2 separate regions of the Mus musculus genome follow, and region 1 is linked to region 2. The links are chromatin loops, found by intact Hi-C in ENCODE. Cell type or tissue: gastrocnemius. All regions are shown on one strand. Links, peaks and the distances in the headings refer to the core of each region. The heading gives the core; the rest is flanking DNA.

Region 1 (5,382 bases), core at 228-5,227, 290 kb after region 2:
AGAAAGGAGAGAGAGGGAGAGAGAGAGAGAGAGAGAGAGATTGATTCAGGGGCTAAAACTCTGGTTGCTCTTCCAGAGACCCTGGTTTTGGTTCCTCACAGCTGTCTGTAACTCCAATCCCAGCAAGCCAATGCCCTCTGCTGACCTCTGGGGATGCCAGTCACGCTCGTGGTTCTCAGGTAAACACTCATAAAATTAAAAATAAACCTTAAAAGGCAAAGGAAGACATAGAGTTGGCTCTAAGTTGGAAGGGGTCTGGGTGGAATATTACTCAGCTTTCTATTCCAAAGACACCACAAGTATAGGACCCTTGTAGATATGAAATTGCTTAAGTGGAGAGGGAGCTTCGGAAAGCCTGGTGTGTCAAATGAGAGGGAGTTGGGCTAGACAGGGAGTACTTCAGTTAACAGTGCTTGCTGCCCTGGCAGAGGACACAGTGAAAGTTCCCAGCACCCACAGAAGGTGGTTCATGACTGCCTGTAACTCTGGCTCCAGAGGATCCAACACCCTCTTCTGGCCTTGGTAGCTACCTACAGGTATGTGGCACACACAGAGAGACACACACATACACATAAATATAAACAAATAATAAATAAATAGAACGAGAGGACATGAAGTGGAGTGGAGAGGTTGGGAAGGATGGCGAGGCCTTTCATATAACTCAGTATCTGGACAGAAGTCAATGTCAGTACTCGGGGTGGCGAGGGAAGGAGACACCATTACTGATATTCTTCCTACTTATTTTTAGAGCTTAGTATTATTTTGATTTAAAAATCACACATGAGGTGATAAGCCACGGAAATCTTTTCAGTTTGGGGCCTAAAAACTATTTCACTCTGGCTCTGAATCTATTTTGTGGCCAATGGTCATACATGAAGTGGATCCCTACTGTGCAATTCAGTTTTCTGTTACTGTACCAAAATACCTAATGTAATCGACTTAAAAGGAGGAAAAGTTTATTTTGAATTTTGGCTTCAGAGGTTCAGTGTTATGCATCAATTGATCCTATTGCCTTGGCGTGTGGTGAGGCAGAGCAACATGGCAGGGCCCCTGTGGTGGAACCAAGCTATTCAGCTCATGGCTAGAAGTGAAACAAACAGGAAAGATCCCTTTTCTGAAATGTCCCTAATGATCTAAAACCACTAACCCACCTCTTAAAGTCTCCTCTGCTGTTAACACGCTGTCTGTGGAGAACATTCCAGACCTGAACCATTGCACCCACATCAAGATCTGGGACCTTCCAGATGGAGGTTTGAATTCCGCCTTTACTGCATTGTAGCTGTGTGACTTTGGGCAACGTATGTCCTGTCTCTGAGTCTTCACTTCATTGAGAAGCTTTCTCCAGAAGAGGACACTGTGGAGGGGGAGACAGAATGCGAAGCTTACAGCCTGGCATTTTGCGAGCATGGTGGTCACTGTAACTCACAAAGTTCTTCCAAGAATATTCCCGATAATGTGGATCTCTTTATTTTGCCAGAGCTGGTATGTCACCCATGGGTCACCTAGCAAAGACTCCTGTACTCAGCGCTACTGACCTATCCTCTGTGGATATGTCTTTTGTCCAAGAACCCAGGTGACCCATAAGCCAGCCAAGCAGAGAGGAAGCTAAGGACCCTGGGGAGAGGTAACGGTGCTGAGGAAGGAAAGCCTTCTACCACTCATCAGTGTGGGGAGAGAGGGATCCGATGCAGCTCTCTCCAGGGCCCTACATTCTGCTTGTGGTGATGCCTCCCATCACTCTGGGAGAATTCTTCTGTGTACTCAACTCCCCAGGGCACTCCAGCAACCTCATGGAACAGCTGGCTTTGCTATATCAACAGGTTGGGCACAGTCATCAGGCACAGTCTGCTTTGTTCAAACAGCATGGGTCACAGCCTCAATGTCACGTGGTGAGCCAGTGGGAAATAAGATCCTCTTGAGAACATGCCTGGGCTTCCTACATTATCTGCTCAGGGGCAATGTGTAAGGTTTGGTTTTGCTTCTGTGATGAATCTCTGACATCATCCCTTACAAGAGGAAAGATTTCTTTTTTTTTTTTTTTTTTTTTTTTGGCTCTGGGTTCCAGGGGCTTCAGCCCATGGTTAGCTGGTTCTATCACCATGAACCTCAGGGAGGGTTGAACAGCTTGCCTCGTGGTAGACAGAATGAGTAGGATGAGCAGAAAAGGGTCAGAGAAAACTATCCCTCAAAGGCACACACCCCCAGTCCCTACCTCCTCCAACCAGTCCTCGCCTTGCACAGGTCTGCACCCTTCTTAAATAGTCTATTCAGACTTTAAGTCTATCAGTGGTTAACTTACTGATGAAGACAGGGACCTCATGACCCTGTCACTTCCCCCAAACTTACTTTTAAGCATTACTGGTATGGAGGACTCAAGACGTCTGTGAATGGGCATCCTGAGAGGATGTTTCATACCCAAACCGTAATACTCCATGTGGTTTACAGTAGAGTCCTGCAATTGAGAGGATCCCTGCCCATCCTTGCTTTGGAACCCAGACCTGGTAGTGTGTTATTTATTCATGAAAACATTCTCCATCTTTGTTGGTAGATATGGGCTAAAGGGAACAAAAAGAATAGTTTGGAACAACTTATCAATAAATTAACTGAGATGCAAGGCTTTGAGGTGGCCCGGGCTCATCACAGATGTATGCTGCCTGGTGTGTATATAAGCAAGGGTCTGAACACATCTTACTGGTAGGTAGGGGTGGTAAATATGAATGAGATATGACTCTTTTCACTTGTTTGGGGTTTGGAGGGACAGAATCACTATATAGCCCTAGCTGACCTAGAACTCTCAGTGTGTACCAGACTGACCTTAAAATGATAGCAACCCCCATGCCTCTGCCTCTCCAGGGTGCTAGGATTACTGGTGTGTGCTAACACACCTCTCCAGTGTGCTAAGATTACTGGTGTGTGCTAACACACCTGGCTTCTTTTCCCTTTTTGCAGTGGGCTCTTATTAAGTTGTCCAGTCCAGTCTTGAACTAACTCCATAACCCAGGCTGACCTGGAAAATGTAATCCTTCTGCTTCAGCTTCTCATGCTGCTGGGATTCTGGGTGTGCACCACCACGTCTGGCTCTGCAATGTTCTGCAGCAGCAGCCCGGGCAGACCCATACAGGTAGTATCAGTCAATGAGTCTGGTATAGTTACTTTCATTCTTTGCTAACTGGACATTCACCTTGAAACCAAATCTAAAAAGGGCATATTTTCCAGGGGCAAGTAGAACACTAAGCAGGCAGCCACCTCTGGGAAGGGCCAGGGCTACACCTGTGCTTGTTTTTGCATTAAGTGTTCCAACTGCTGCCTCTGTGTCTCTGTGAATCTATGCTGCCATCTAGTGGCTCCCACTATGAGAAACATGTGAAGAGACCTTAATGCAAATCGCCCAGGAAACTGAGACAACAGTAGAGACCTCAGGCAGCAGAGCCAGGCAATTTGCAGGCACTACCTCAGTTCACCCGCGACAGTCTGTTATTGTGCATGCTTTCCACACAAGAAGAGAAGAGAAAAAAAATCAACACATGACTGAACACATTGGGGAAGGACTCAGGTTTACTTTGTGTGTGCTGCTTTCAGAATTGCAGGAGTCTACACTGGGATAAACAGTCACTGCCCTGGGTGAGTCTGGGAGTGGAGACATGGGCAAGCTGTTGCTTTGAGCTAGATGATAGTCTGAGTTCTTCCTATACGTTAACGTACCTTGTAACCACCTGTGATGACCATCGCTCCTTCAGATGTGGAGGCTGGTAAGTATGTGTTACTATGTCTGGTGTGTGCTGGGTTTGTGACCCAGCTGAGCTCAGAGGTGTCAGTCTTAGTCACTGTTGCAAACCACCTCTCCAAAGGGGACGTCTAAGGCTCATCCCTAGGTCTCAGAAAAGAATTCAAGCCTTCTATACTTGTGATGTAATAAAGAACCGCCTGGCCCAGATAACCTTTTGAAATAGCAACACAATGTTGTCTCTCACATTCATAATCAAGAAACATGAAATGCATTGAGTTACCCAAAAATGCCCCCCAAAAAGTCTCACAGTGTTTCAAATACACTTATGATTTTGCATAAATCATATATAGTTATTATCCTCAGCCACCTGTGGCACCTCTGATAAATCAACTTTTCGTCTGGTTTTATATAAGTTAATGTTTCAGTAGGCTGGATCTGAAGTCAGACATATGACCAGGAGTGGCAACTTTCCCTCTCAGGCTAGTAGCCATCAGTGTGCTCAAAACACATTTGAGGAATGTGTGGTGTGAACAGAACCGTGGGATCAGGGTGAGCTGATGGCAACACAGCCCTCGTCCCTAAGATCACCCAGATCTGGGGGAAGGACAGGCAGACGATCCTTCTGTCCATACATAACAATGTCAGCGCATCCCGGTGGCTGAGTGCCAGGAGAGAGGGTGCTAAGGGAACTCAGAGCAGAAACACGTAAGCTAGACTGGGGAGAAACATCTGGAGACGGTTCCTGAAGGAAATGGTATCCAGCTCCTGAGAGAGAGGGGGGGGAGGGAGGGAGGGAGGGAGGGAGGGAGGGAGGGAGGGAGGGAGGGAGAGGGAGGGAGGGAGGGAGGAAGGGAGGGAGAGAGAGAGGGAGAGGGAGAGAGAGAGAACAAGCAGGGGTTACATTTGCACAGCTGTCGTGGCTTCTCTGTCTCCTTCCTTGCTCAGTGCCCTGGGATGAAGACAGGCTTGTGTGACGCATAATCAGGATTGATAAACGGGGCATACGTAACCTTCTGCTGACCTTCATCTGCTTTAAAGAACCGAGTACTCACAATCAATGCCCTTGAACCCTAGGTTACTCTTACAGCTCCTTAACAGCTAAAGCTGCAGAGAAGCTGGCTGCAAAGGGCAAGAGAGTTCAGCAACAAGATGACAGGTGAGCTCCCTGCATCCCTGCTGGGTTCTGGGCAGAGGCAATTCTGAGTGAGATCCAGAGGAGACCATGGGACATTTTGTCTCCAAGGACTCCTTATTTAGGAACCAGAGACTCCTCTGCTTCAATCAGCCTCAGCCATAGGTCCTCTTCCCAACATGGATGGAAAGAGGGAAGGGGATGTTGACCCAGCCCAGGAACCTTGCAAGAAATGGCTGTAGGGCTGGGTTTCTCCGTGGCAGGCTCCTCATCCTTTCCCTGTGTTCTGAGGACTCCTCTGTAAGTTTTCTCTAGGCTTCTTTCTATGGCTTGTTACCCAAGACCTGTACTGTCGCCCACAATGCTACGGAAGGAAGCCGTTTCCTAACTGTACCCAGAACAGGAGAGCATGCAGCTTCATGCCATAGACTTCTCAGACTCCTCTCTAATCACTGCCCTCCAGGTAGTGTGTCCACATCACCTTGGATGTGCTGACACCTGGTATGGATGGATGAAAGAACTG
Region 2 (5,382 bases), core at 126-5,125:
GTGAGTGTTACTGTCCATCTTGTGGAGAATACATGCAGCATACACAACATATATATGCAGGTATAGAATTAGTAGGTTGTAGGGGACATGCATGCTTCACTTCTTTAGACACTACCACATAGCATTCCAAAATGCCGGAATTAATTAACACTTGAGGTATGTGAGCATTCTAGTTGTCTTCTAACTTTCCATTTTTGTTTTAGTCATTGTGAAGTTGGGTTCTTAAACAAACAGCAGCAACAACAAAAAACTGTCACTAAAGCTCAGACACTGGCCTAAGAGTTACATGAAATCTATAGTTCTTTGCCTGCAAGGACCCTCAACTTCAGGGAATAAATACCAAGGAGTACTGAGCTATGTAAGTAGGTCTAGGACTATAGGAATTGTTTCTGTAGGGGATGAAGGGTAACAGCCTGGAAATACCTTTGAGTGAATGCTTAAGCCAGTACCTGCACATCGTAAGTCCACCACGAGTCATTCAAAATAGCTAGGGCATATCTATGTTCCTAGTACTGGGTGTTTATCATTAGAAGGTCCATTGCCTTACCACACTGTGGTGGGGAGACCAAGCAAATCAGTGCCAACAGTGTGACATTAGAGGTATGTAGACTGCTAGCCACACAGGGAGGTAACAGCATAAAAGCTTAGCTCCAGGCCTGGAGAGATGGCTCAGAGGTTAAGAGCACTGACTGCTCTTCTGAAGGTCCTGAGTTCAAATCCCAGCAACTACATGGTAGCTCACAACCATCTGTAATGAGATCTGAAGCCCTCTTCTGGTGTATGTGAAGGCAACTACAGTGTACTTACAAACATAAAATAAATGTAATCTTATAAATAAATAAATGCATCTTTAAAAAAAAAAAGCCCCTGCATGCACTTCTAAGACCACTCGGAGAGCTCAGTGCATGGGTGGGGTGAGACAGAATGCCACTGTGGGGTTGGGCATGCAGCCTTCTGCCAAAGGAAGGAGTGTGGACTTAATTCCAGACACCAAGAAGCTATAAAAGATTTTAGGTGCTCAAATGCAACCCAATCTATGTCTTGTAAAATTTGACTCTGGTTGACCCATGGAGAGTAGGCTACAGGCGTGACAACTCTCTACAATGGTATTGCAGTCCATACAAGAAGGGGAGGCCAGTGCATGCCTTTGATTGAGAGGTTTGTATTATGAATATAATGTATCCTTTTCCCTTTCTGGAGAAAAGACACATTATATAGCCAGTCTGACCTTGAACTCTCTGTAGCCCAGGCTGGTCTGCTGTGCACCACACACCCAGCATTTTTTTAGTTTAACATAGTATTTGGAAGAGCCAAAGGTTTAAATTTGGATGAAGCCCAATATGCCACTATTTCTTACTTTGTGTTCCCTAAGACATTTCTTGAGTGTGAAGTTTTAGAACTTTCTCCTGCAGTTTTAGCTTTTATATGAAATCTCTGGTCCTTGTCATGGGAGGTTTTGTGCTGCTTGTGATAGTGTCCTATGTTATTGACCCTATGGTTTATGTATGATAAGTATAGTCACAGGAAGTAAAAGTAGTATATTTTCTATCACAGAGAATTGTTCATGTTGCCACATGCCTGGAAAATTCAGAGAAACACACTTCAAAAAAATTACAGTTTTCAAATAGTTACTATACATGCAGACAATTAAAAATAAAAACTGTGTGTGTGTGTGTTTGTATACAAGAGCATTTGCCACAGTGCACATATGAAAATCAGAACAGCTTTGTGTAGTTGGCTTTCTCATACATCTCTACACTGGCTCCAGGGACCAGGCTTGGGCCCCCAGGCTTATATGCTAAGTGCCTTTACTCGATGAGCTATTTTGTTGGCCCAGTTTCTACTGTTTCTATTTGATATTTATAACAAGTTTTTGGGTTTTTTTTTTGCATGATTTATAATCCTCCAATGTTTCAGTGCCCATACTCTCAATGCAAAGTGATTGGTTTTGTTCTAAGCATTAGAGACAGAGAATACAAAGAACTCACTTTTTTTTCCTTAAAAAGATTTACTTATTTTTAATTTTTACATTTGTCTGATTGTTTTGCATGCATGTATGTGTGTGCACCATGTGCATATCTGGTATGTGTAATGGGTAGAAGAAGGTGCCATGTCCCTTGGAACTACAGTCACTGATGGTTGTGAGCTGCTATGTTGATACTGGAAGGTGAACCCAGGTCCTTCACAAGCCTTAACTGATAAGCCACACCTCTTTCTTTTATAAATACAATATTAAATTTTGTGTATTTTGCGGTATTAGAGATGGCTCAGTGGTTAAGAGCAGCAGCTCCTCCTCCGGGGGTCCTTAGTTCTATTCCCAGCACCCCATGGTGTCTCGCAACCACCTGTAATGGGATTTGATGCCTTCTTCGGTCATTCAGGTGTATGTACAGATAGAGCACTCGTGCATAGATGAATAAATCTCATTTTTTTCTGAGCATTTTATATCATGCATACTATTATTTTGACTTATGCTTTTTCTTATGTTGAATGTCTGCACTATTTAGCCTGTATTTATGAGACATTACCATAGCTCCCATCTCTCCTTTGATTCAGTATGTCTCACCGACTGGAAACTCTGGATTTAACCCATTTTTATCTTGTAGATGCTATACTTTTGACATTTGCTTTGTGTCTGCCTGCAGTAGGTACTAAAATATTTTCTAAGTAAATAAATTTGGGGCTGCAGAGATGGTTCAGTAGTTAAGAACACTGGCTGCTCTTGCAGAGACTCTGGGTCAGTTCCCAGCACCCCCATGGCAGTAGTTCACAACTGTCTTGAACTCCAACAGGGAAACTGGCTCCTTTTTTCTTGCTTCTGAAGGCACTGCATTGCAGGTGGTGGGCAGGCATACATGCAGGCCAAACACACATAGGAAAAGGCTGTGGAATGGAATTTGGAGGCTTACATTTAATCTATCTTGTCATTTTTTGAATTATGATTTTTTTAAGAAGGGTTGGACTTTAATTTACTCTGTTAAGTGAAAGAGCTGAGGGCTTGCAAAAAAGATGAAGCCAACAGATAGCGTGGAGGGTCCACTTCAGGCCTGAGAGTCAGCAAGTGACTGGCCATGGCAGATCCAGTGGACAGTGACTAGTAGTCTTTCAGTAAGACAAATACTGGCAAGGAATTCAATAGAAATGCATAGCATACACCAAGCAAGTTAATCAGGCCTGAGATGGTCTGAGCATCCAGTTTAACAGTTGGTCACTCTCTTCAATATAATGCAATGTTATATAATGGCCAGCAGGGGGAGAAAGTGTTCGCTAAACATTTGTTCTGTAATATCTAAAACAACAAAGCAGAACTAAGGGCAGTATATTTGTGTCCCAGGGACAGTATGGTACAATGTGAGAGGTTTTTTACTTTTACAAATAGTTTTTAAAAGTGACAGTACCCCAAGTCTATTGAAGGAAGACATCTATGCATTTACCCACCCTTCTCCCACCACATAGTTTCATAGTTTTGCCCCTTTAGAATTTCCTGACTATGTCTTCCATGTCCAGTAAATGTTTACTGACCTGCAGGGAAAGGGGGGGCGGGTTGCTCGAAATGAATATAGAGAATGTGGTAGCACACAGCAAGTACTTATATTTTATAATTCCACATTGGCTTTCATAGGATGGAATCAAAGGGTGTTGGTTACATTTTTGCCAAACTCTCATATATGCATGTAGCATAAGACTATAATCCAGCCATGATTTGACAAAAAAAAAAATCAGGCTATGACTATTTCATTACTAGCTGCTTTAACACAACTGATTTATTAAGATGTTTTTGATGAACAGGTATGGTTGGTACATGAGTGTTTGTGCCCCGCCCCTGTGCCCATAAGCCCATAAGTCATGTTGGGACATCTCACTAGTGACATGTTGTTCTGTCTGATGGTGGCCAAGCATTGTCACATGCTTTCCTCATTTTCTCCTGTTCACAGTGTGCAGCTAATAGTGAGACTTCAGTGAAAATTACATTAATGGTTTCTTCAACATCATTTTCTATGTATGTATGTATGTATGTATGTATGTATGTATGTATGTATGTATGTATCTATCTATCTATCTATCTATCTATCTAATCTATCTCTATCCACCCACCCACCCACCCACCCACCCATCTACCCACCTAAGTTCTTGCTATGTAGCCTAGGCTGGTCTTGAATTTATACTCCTCTGGCCTCAGCCTTCTAAGGGCTGGAATTATAGGCAAATGCCAGGTTTTCCAACACGTTTTTAATTCTAGACAGCCAAGAAGGCAGCCTGTCAAGTGTTTGCCAATCCACTGGCAAATTTCAAGCAACTTGCCTGCTATCATTGAACATGAAGAAACACACCTCATTTCGCAGAGACAGAAATAACCTCAAGCATGGAGATTACAGGATGTACAGCCCAATTAGTGTAAAGTGGCGAGTGCAAGCCATCCCTGCAAGGTTGTTATCAATAGAAGAACATTAAAATGGTTTCCTGACCTTTATGAAGGTATTACAAAGGCCCCTATCATGGTCGGAGTATTTACAGAAATGAGCCGAGGAAGAAGAGGCTTATGTGGTGTAATATGCAAAACATTGCCACTGTGAAGAGTGGTTTATCTTATCCCACCTCCGTTATGCAACACCTCTTCTGTCCTTGGCCAATTGCTACGTTCTTTACTAAGTTGTGATGTCTTGGATTTCATACTTAGTCTGTTGCTTATCTCCACTGTCCAGCAGTTCCTCTAACCTGAATTTCTCAGGATTGCTTCCTCCATAGAGTATCTGTCTTCATGTTTCTGGACAGAACCACTTTGCTTGTATATGCTGATGAATTTGTCCTTCCCAGGTCCCCAAGATTTATCTGAATAATCCACACAGCACAACACATGTGTCAGCCTTCCCACCATCAGCTACTGGTTCTCTGAGTCCAGTTACCTTTACTCCAGTGCCTGCCTCTGTTGTCACTCTCCTTTGCTAGACAAGTCTTCAGTCTCTCCCTCTCCCTCTCTGTTTCTGTCTGTCTGTCTGTCTCTCTCTCGTGTGTGTGTGTGTGTGTGTAGTGTAGTGTAGTGTAGTTATGTGTACATGTGTGTAGATATGCACAGGCCCTTGTAAAGGCACAGGCCAGAAGAGGATGCCAGGTGTCTGTCTGTCTGTCTGTCTGTCTGTCTGTCTGTGTTTTAGGTCAGGTTCCTTCTCACGGATCCTGAAACTCATCATTTTGCCTCCCCTCTCCATCTCCCAGCCCACCCCCCCACCCCACCCCCAGTGCTGGAATTGTAGGTACACACAACTTTGCCCAGCTACTACCTGGCTGCTGGGGAATTTGAACACATGCCCTCTGGCTTTCACACTAAGTGCTCTTACCACTGAGACCCCCTCCCCAGCTCTTGAGTATCCAGTGTTGTAAAAT

The links. Peaks named below come from ENCODE experiments on the same cell type or tissue, not always from the same donor. Only the 100,000 strongest peaks of a DNase experiment are listed, where the experiment ranks them.
Region 1: it touches region 2 in a loop (10-fold over the local background); 38 of 42 quality-filtered maps call a loop at or near these places.

Annotation. Positions count from the first base shown.
Region 1 is chr2:104,132,578-104,137,959 of GRCm38, reverse strand. No RefSeq gene overlaps it. Among named protein-coding and RNA genes, the nearest start is that of A930018P22Rik, 12 kb to the right of the region's middle. In gastrocnemius, for the core only: a CTCF peak has its summit at 3,344 (motif pointing left); DNase peaks (open chromatin) are centred at 3,337 and 4,379; H3K27ac peaks cover 1,317 bases.
Region 2 is chr2:104,420,283-104,425,664 of GRCm38, reverse strand. No RefSeq gene overlaps it. Among named protein-coding and RNA genes, the nearest start is that of Mir1902, 6.0 kb to the left of the region's middle. In gastrocnemius, for the core only: a CTCF peak has its summit at 3,243 (motif pointing right); a DNase peak (open chromatin) is centred at 2,803.